Linked DNA regions of Homo sapiens: regions 2 and 3 are each linked to region 1. Evidence: read pairs that join two places in POLR2A ChIA-PET (ENCODE). Cell type or tissue: OCI-LY7. All regions are shown on one strand. Region 1 overlaps LINC01627 (long intergenic non-protein coding RNA 1627). Region 2 overlaps ZCCHC7 (zinc finger CCHC-type containing 7). Region 3 overlaps ZBTB5 (zinc finger and BTB domain containing 5).

The links. ChIA-PET counts read pairs that join two places held together with the same protein. Peaks named below come from ENCODE experiments on the same cell type or tissue, not always from the same donor. Only the 100,000 strongest peaks of a DNase experiment are listed, where the experiment ranks them.
Region 2: POLR2A ChIA-PET joins it to region 1 with 5 read pairs; 2 of 35 experiments call an interaction of 5 or more read pairs at or near these places.
Region 3: POLR2A ChIA-PET joins it to region 1 with 7 read pairs; 7 of 35 experiments call an interaction of 5 or more read pairs at or near these places.

What each region holds. Positions count from the first base shown.
Region 1 is chr9:37,385,310-37,387,809 of GRCh38, reverse strand. All of the region lies in intron 2 of LINC01627 (long intergenic non-protein coding RNA 1627), which reads left to right. The region is part of intron 2 of LOC124902153 (a long non-coding RNA gene); the gene reads right to left. Among named protein-coding and RNA genes, the nearest start is that of LINC01627, 8.2 kb to the left of the region's middle. RefSeq lists an enhancer at 1,824-2,324. In OCI-LY7, a CTCF peak has its summit at 1,435 (motif pointing right); a DNase peak (open chromatin) is centred at 1,409; H3K27ac peaks cover 1,358 bases.
Region 2 is chr9:37,208,648-37,211,147 of GRCh38, reverse strand. All of the region lies in intron 2 of ZCCHC7 (zinc finger CCHC-type containing 7), which reads right to left. Among named protein-coding and RNA genes, the nearest start is that of ZCCHC7, 89 kb to the right of the region's middle. RefSeq lists a silencer at 782-1,076. In OCI-LY7, a CTCF peak has its summit at 992 (motif pointing right); a DNase peak (open chromatin) is centred at 967; H3K4me3 peaks cover 2,402 bases; H3K27ac peaks cover 2,500 bases.
Region 3 is chr9:37,457,571-37,460,070 of GRCh38, reverse strand. All of the region lies in intron 1 of ZBTB5 (zinc finger and BTB domain containing 5), which reads left to right. Among named protein-coding and RNA genes, the nearest start is that of ZBTB5, 6.6 kb to the left of the region's middle. In OCI-LY7, no CTCF peak of the experiment used is centred here; no DNase peak of the experiment used is centred here.

The sequences.
Region 1 (2,500 bases):
GTGTGGGCAGGAGGTCCTGGGTTTCCTTCCAAGTGCCAGGTGAGCTTGCTCCTGACTCTGAGACCCCATTCCCTCTCCCCCTGGTGGGGTTCCTCAAGAGAAAATGCCACTGCACTTCTGTGAAGTGGGCAGTCAGGGCCCTGGGCACTGGAATGGGTGACGTGCCCAGAGCAGAGGGCTCAGCGGGGCTCCTGAGTTGGCATCAAGACTCAACAGAGGCCGGGCACGGGGGCTCACACCTGTAATCCCAGCATTTTGGGAGGCCAAGGTGGGCAGATTGCCTGAGTGCAGGAATTCAAGATCAGCATGGACAACATAGTGAGACCCCGTCTCTACGAAAAAAACCATAGCTGGGTGTGGTGGCACTCAACTGTGGTCTCAATTACTCAGGAGGCTGAGGTGGGAGGATTGCTTGAGCCCAGGCGTTCGAGGCTGCTGTGAGCTATGATCGCACCACTGCACTCTAGCCTGGGCAACAGAACTAGACCTTGTCTCAAAAAAAAAAAAAGAAAAAGAAAAAGAAAAAAAAGACTCAGCAGGGCTGTCCCCAGGGCAAAGCCAAGGGCCAGTGAGGACGTCATGGGAATGCAGCGTGATGAAAGAGAACGTTTTCTCTCAGAGCTGCTCGAGAAACATGGTGCAGCCACTGTGGGAAACCAGATGGCAGTTCCTCAAAAAATTAAATGTAGAACTGCCATATGGTCCAGTAGCTCCGCCTCTGCATACCCAAAATAATTGAAAGCAGTGGCCGGCGTGGCTCATCACTGTAATCCCAGCATTTTTGGGAGGCTGAGGTGGGGGGATCACTTAAAGCCAGGAGTTCGAGACAAGCCTGGGCAACACAGCAAGACCCTGTCTCTACAAGAAATAAAAAGATTAGCTGGGTGTGGTGGTGCCCACCTATAGTCCCAGCTATTCAGGAAGCTGAGGTGGGAAGATTGCTTGAGCCCGGGAGATTGAGGGTGCAGTGAGCTATGATCGCACCTTCTCCAACCTGGGTGATAGAGCGAGACCCTATCAAAAAAAACCCCAAAAAACAAAAACAAAAACAAAAACAAAAAAAAAAAGCAGGTTTTTTTTTTTTTCTAATACAGAGTCTCACTCTGTTGCCCAGGCTGGCATGCAGTGGCATGATCTTGGCTCACTGCAGCCTCCGCCTCCTGGATTCAAGCAATTTTCCTGCCTCAGCCTTCTGAGTAGCTGGGATTACAGGCGCCCGCCACCATGCCCAGCTAATTTTTGTATTTTTAGTAGAGATGGGGTTTCACCATGTTGGCCAGGCTGGTCTCAAACTCCTGACCTCAAGTGATCCGCCCGCCTCAGCCTCCCAGAGTGATGGGATTACAGGCGTGAGCCACATGCCCTGCTAAAGCGGGTCTTACATAGGCGCTTGTACACCAGTGTTCACAGCAGCATCACTCACAATAGCCACAAGGTGGAAGCCACCCAACTATCCATCCACGGCCAGATAAATGGATAAGCAAAATGTGGTGTGTACAAGCAATGGACTATTATTCAGCCTTAAAGAAAAATGGGAATCCGGACATATGCTGTCACAGGGATGAACCTTGAGGACATTATGTTAAGTGAAATAAGCCAGACACAAGGAAAAAAAAATACTGTGTGATTCCACTCACATGAGATGCTTACAGCAGTCCAGTCCAATTCATAGAGACAGAAATGGGGGTGGTGGTTGCCAGGCGTTCAGGGGAGAGGAGGAATGAGGGAATATTGTTTAATGGGTAAAGAGTATCAGTTTGGGAAAAAAGTTCTGGAAATGGATGGTGCTGATAGTTGTACAACAATGTGAATGTGCCTAACGCCACTGAACTGTACACTTAAAAATGATTAAAGTGGTAAAATGTAGGTTATGTATATTTTACCACAGGAAAAAAAAAAGCTGTTCAACAGTGACTTGGGCTGCCTTGGGAAGTAGTGACCTGTCCATTAGTGGAGGTGTGGAAGTGAGGCTTGGACACTTGCTGGACGCTGGGGAGGTACGCGAGGATGAGGGAGAAGAGCAGAGGGTCATCCTGTGATTTGGGTCAGGATGGGGATAACAAGAGTGGTTGACATTTTTTGAGCTCTTATTTGTGTGCTGTGCCCTGAGCTAAACAATTCACGTAGATGGTCTCTTTTTCCCCTGGAGCCACTGAGGCAGGGTCTGTGTTATCCCACAGACTGACAAGGCCACAGCCCTGGTGGGCATCAGTCATTGCCACCTGCCCAGATCCCCTTCCAAGAAGGACGTGCTGCCCAGCAGCTGGGCAGGCGGTCAGCATACGGCCTTAAGTGACCAGCCCTGTAGGACAGCCTCAGCTGCTGAGATCACCCAGCCTGAGGTCACACCCTTCCCAGGGCAGCCCACATCCAGCCACTGATCTGCATGGGGGTACAAAGGCCTGGCCGTCTCTGCATGAAACTCCACGTTCAGAACTTTTTTTTTTTTTTGAGACAAGGCCTTGCCCTGTCGCCTAGGCTGGAGTGCAGTGGTGCAATC
Region 2 (2,500 bases), 180 kb after region 1:
AACACTTAATTCCCAGCTTACTGGAAATTCTTTAGAAATAAAAATAAAATGTTTAAAACTGTCACACTGTTCCAGCTAACCAGCAAAACTCACTATATGAATGATCAACTGGAGACATTAGCATTCCTGGCAGAAGGAACTACACAGAAAAGTAAAGCCACAAGAAAATGTTTAAGTATAAGGCCCTAGGGAGTATGTGTACAGGAGAAAGAGGCAGAGACAGACTGAAAGACATAGAGACTAATCATCTGACCAGACAAATGGAGTGACTTTCAAACCTCTTTTAGTTATAGAGCCCTATTTTAAAGAAACCAAAATATGCAAAAGAGATTAAAGCCTAAAGGTTGAGGATAGAAATCTGGTGACTTGACCCCTACCTTTCCAAGGGAATGCCTAAGAGGCTTCAAAAAAAACCTGTTTAGAAACCAGTGGAATAGGGTAGAGAAAATCTGTGAGGGGACTAAGAAATAAGATTTTAAAAAGTAGGTTGGGGCATATTATGAATTGCCTTAGATGCTGGTTAAATAGTTATATTTAGTAGATATCAGGGAGCCATTGCAGATGTCAAAATGGGAGGGAAATGAATGATGTAATGCACACAAGAAACAAATGAAATAAACCTTGTTCATTATTATACACTACTCCTGAAAAATCTTGGTGTTTTCTACATAATCTTATTTATCACATGAAAAAGATCAGTAATATAAGATAGGATGAACAGTATGAGGGCTAAATATAGTTTAGTGAAAGGATACATTTTAATATTATAAATACTAAATGTTCATAGATGTGGTTATTTCTCACTGAAAAAGTACAGCCTCTTCTATGAGTCTCTTGAAGGTCCACGGCTGCAAATGCAGACTTTTAGATGTCATTCTCCGTGTCAAGTGGCAGCCAGCAGTCACACCAACTGTCAGTTTGACAAGTCCTCTCTTAGCATTCAGGGATAAAGTGCACATACACAACACCCTTCCTGACAAAAAAGAAGCCAGGGAGATGAGAGCCAGCCACTAGAGGGAAGACAATCAAGCTGGCAGGAAAGGACTGGCTATGACAATAAACCAGAGAGCCAAGAAAGGGTGAAAGAAAGCTTGCTCACTCTGAAGCCAAAAAATAAAAAAATAAAAATAAATAAAAAAACAGGAAGAAGAAACAGAAAAAGAAAGAAACCTAATCCTATATCATGGGGTCAAATGAAGAGAAAAAAAAACTGTCCTTGGTGGATTCAAAGAGAAACCAATAATCCAGAAAGGCTTCTGACTTCATGTATTACTATCTGCCCAAGTAATCTGCCCACAAATAATCTTTAGCATGAACATGTCCACTCCAGTAACTTATTCTCTCCAGAACACACCCCTACCTAACTACTCCACACTTCTCCAGAGTCCTAATGCTGCTATATGCCCACTGATTTCCCTTATAAACACAAATATTTATCCAGTTTATTCAGTCATGCATTCAAGAAGTATTTGAGTACTGTTTCTAGGCCCTGGGGATGCAGAAATGAAACAAAAAGGGTTCTTCTTTAACAGGTAGAGTGAAACCATTAAATACATATATACACACATGTGTATACATACATATGCATATAAAACATTAAGAAAAGGGGGAGAGAAAATGAAAAGGGTAGACAAAGATGTTATTTTATACAGGTGAGGGGAATTCTCTCTGATGATATTTGAGCAAGATTGAAAAAATTGAGGAAGACAGCCATGTAAATATTGAGGTTGGAAAGCATACACAACAGAGGGCACGATACCTGCAAAAGCTCTAAGACAGGAATATACTTGGAACTTTAAAAAAAAAATGGCCAGGCGTGGTGGCTCATGCCTGTAATCCCAGCACTGTGGGAGGCCGAGGTGGGCAGATCACAAGGTCAGGAGATCGAGACCATCCTGGCTAACACGGTGAAACCCCGTCTCTACTAAAAATACAAAAAGTTAGCCAGGCGTGGTTGTGGGCGCCTGTAGTCCCAGCTACTCGGGAGACTGAGGCAGGCAAATGGCGTGAACCTGGGAGGTGGAGCTTGCAGTGAGCTGAGGTCGCACCACTACACTCCAGCCTGGGCAACAGAGTGAGACTCCATCTCAAAAAAAAAAAATTGCGGTTGTATTTTATTATGCCAGCCCCAGTAAAAACAGAAAAGAATAAAGTTATTAATATTTTTTAAAATTTTTTAAAAAGAAGTCAATGTGGCTGAAGCAGAGCATTGATAGGTGATAGTATTAGGAGATAAGATCAGAAAGATAAAGAACCATATCATATATAGCCTTTTTTGCCATGAAATGAATGAGCTGTGTGCAAAGAAATGACATTGTCTGATTTATGTGTTAAAAGGACCTCTCTAGCTGCTTGGTGGAAAAATGAAGAACAAAAATCTAGACACCACTCCAACAGTTCAAACTATGATAATGGTGAATTGGAACAAAGTGATGGCAGAGTAGATGGGTAAGAAGTAACCAGGTTCTGATTCTAAGTATATTTCAAAGGCTTAAAGTGA
Region 3 (2,500 bases), 72 kb before region 1:
AGCTTGAGACTAGCCTGGCTAATATGATGAAACCCAGTCTTTACTAAAAATTAAAAAAAATGGCCTGGCGCAGTGGCTCACGCCTGTAATCCCAGCACTTTGGGAGGCCGAGACGGACAGATCATGAGGTCAGGAGATCGAGACCATCCTGACTAACAAGGTGAAACCCCGTCTCTACTAAAAATACAAAAAATTAGCCAGGTGTGGTGGCGGGCGCCCGTAGTCCCAGCTACTTGGGAGGCTAAGGCAGGAGAATGGCATGAACCCGGGAGGCAGAGCTTGCAGTGAGCCGAGATCGCACCACTGCACTCCAGCCTGGGCAACAGAGCAAGACTCATTTCAAAAAAAAAAAAAAAAATTAGCTGGGCATGGTGGTGCACGCCTGTAATCCCAGCTATTCGGGAGGCTGAGGCAGGAGGATTGCTTGAACTGGAGGTTGCAGTGAGCTGAGATTGTGCCACTGCACTCCAGCCTGGGTAACAGAGTGAGACTCTGCCTGAAAAAAAAAAAAAAGTTTCTTGATCTGTCAGGGGTAAAAGACATGTTTAAAAGTTGTTTATGCTACACATCAGTTGGGATTGGAAAGAAAAGAAAACTTTTTTTTTTTTTTGAGATAGAGTTTTGCTCTTGTTGCCCAGACTGGAGTACAGTGGTGCGATCTTGGCTCACTGCAACCTCTGCCTCCCAGGTTCAAGCGATTCTTCTGCCTCAGCCTCCCGAGTAGCTGGGATTACAGGCATGTGTCACCACGCCCCACCAATTTTTTGTATTTTTAGTAGAGACGGCTTTTCTCCATGTTGGTCAGGCTGGTCTCAAACTCCTGACCTCAGGTGATCCACCTGCCTTGGCCTCCCAAAGTGCTGGGAGTACAGGCTGAGAAGCAGGGGCTGGCATGCCCATGCCCTGTTTTACATTTTTTGTAAATCTCTTTAATATGTAGTTTAATAGAAGACAGCTGGATTCCATTAAATGCTTCTGCATTCATTTTGCCGTGATACACTATTTTGATTAAAATATACCAAAAAACTCCAGCATCACACAAATATGTAGTTGGAAAGGGAGGATTATTTCAGTAGATTTTTCAGATAATTTTGGATATTCTTACTCTGATACTGTACCAAAACTCCACAAGTGGTATTTTCTTAAGTGATTAGTGCAATGTGGAATCTGAAATTATGTCAATGAACTTTTCATATTCTGTTGCATTAAAATACATTAGCTTATGTTTTGTACCTTGAATGAATTTTTACCCATACCTTGTTTTATAGCATTATTGTTACATGGCTACATGGTCATTTGGAAAATACTGATTTCAGAGTTATGCAGATCTTCCAAACGTTGACTCATTTATTATACAATGTAAAAAAATCACATTTCATTAATATCACCAATGATCTGTCAGAAGAATTTGAGCATGTGGGAAGCTGTCAAGCTCACAGTGACAGATACAAGTTTTCCAAAATACTAATTTTCACCTGAATTCTCAAACTTTTTTATTGGCAATAAGTAGTACTAAGTTATCTTATTTAAAATAACAGGCTTGTTTCATTCATTTTTTCATTCATTTTCAAGAAAATGGTAAATACTTCTAAATAACCATAGTTTGTCATTCGTTCTTTCAAGTAAAAATAGTGTCCCATGAGAAAAGCAATTAGTTGAGCCACCTCAAAAACTGCACAAGTGCTTTTTCTTGAGGCAACTTGTATTTCAGAATGCAGGAGGAAAACTTCAGGTGTACTTCCCATTTTATCACACATATTGAAAACAGGTACTCAAGAGTTGAGACTTAATAACAGATGTAGGGAAGGGGAGGCTGGGTCTCCATTGGAGTGAGCATTTGGTTAGTAGTAGCTGTGTTCAGCACAGATGTTTGGCATTCTGACCTGATTGTTCCTGCTGCCTAGCTTAATTTCTTCCCAGTTCAATCTTACGTATCCAGCCTTCCCATCAATTCCATGATCAAACTAATAGCCTTTCAGTAAATTACTTTTATGTTTAGGATCAATTTTTGTTGCTGCAACCAATGACTCTGGCTGATGTGCTGCTTAAACTTAAGAAAAAAACCCTAAAATACTTTTTAAGAAAGTAATCTCAAAAGTGATGATAGCCTTTAGTTCAAAAGTATGTGCCTCATGGTTAACCTTTCTGATGACTTGTAATTATTAACATCAGTTATGAGCAGTCACTATCCAATACCTACCTTTCTAGCCATACTATTTTCCAGCCAAATCGAATACATTGCTTTACCCACCTCAACCCCTTCTCCACCTTTACCTCTGTCTAGGGGTTTGTCCAAATCCAACCAAGACCTAGCTCTGTTGTCAACGCTACCATGAAGCTAGAAATAACCTTTGCCTTCTCCAAACCATTGAGAGGTTCTTTCACCTCTTATGTGGCACTTAGTGCCTTCCACTTTGTAATATCGTTATTCATGTATATCTTATTTCCACTAAATACCTGTGACAGTTAGTACTGTCCCATACAAATCTATGCTCCACAG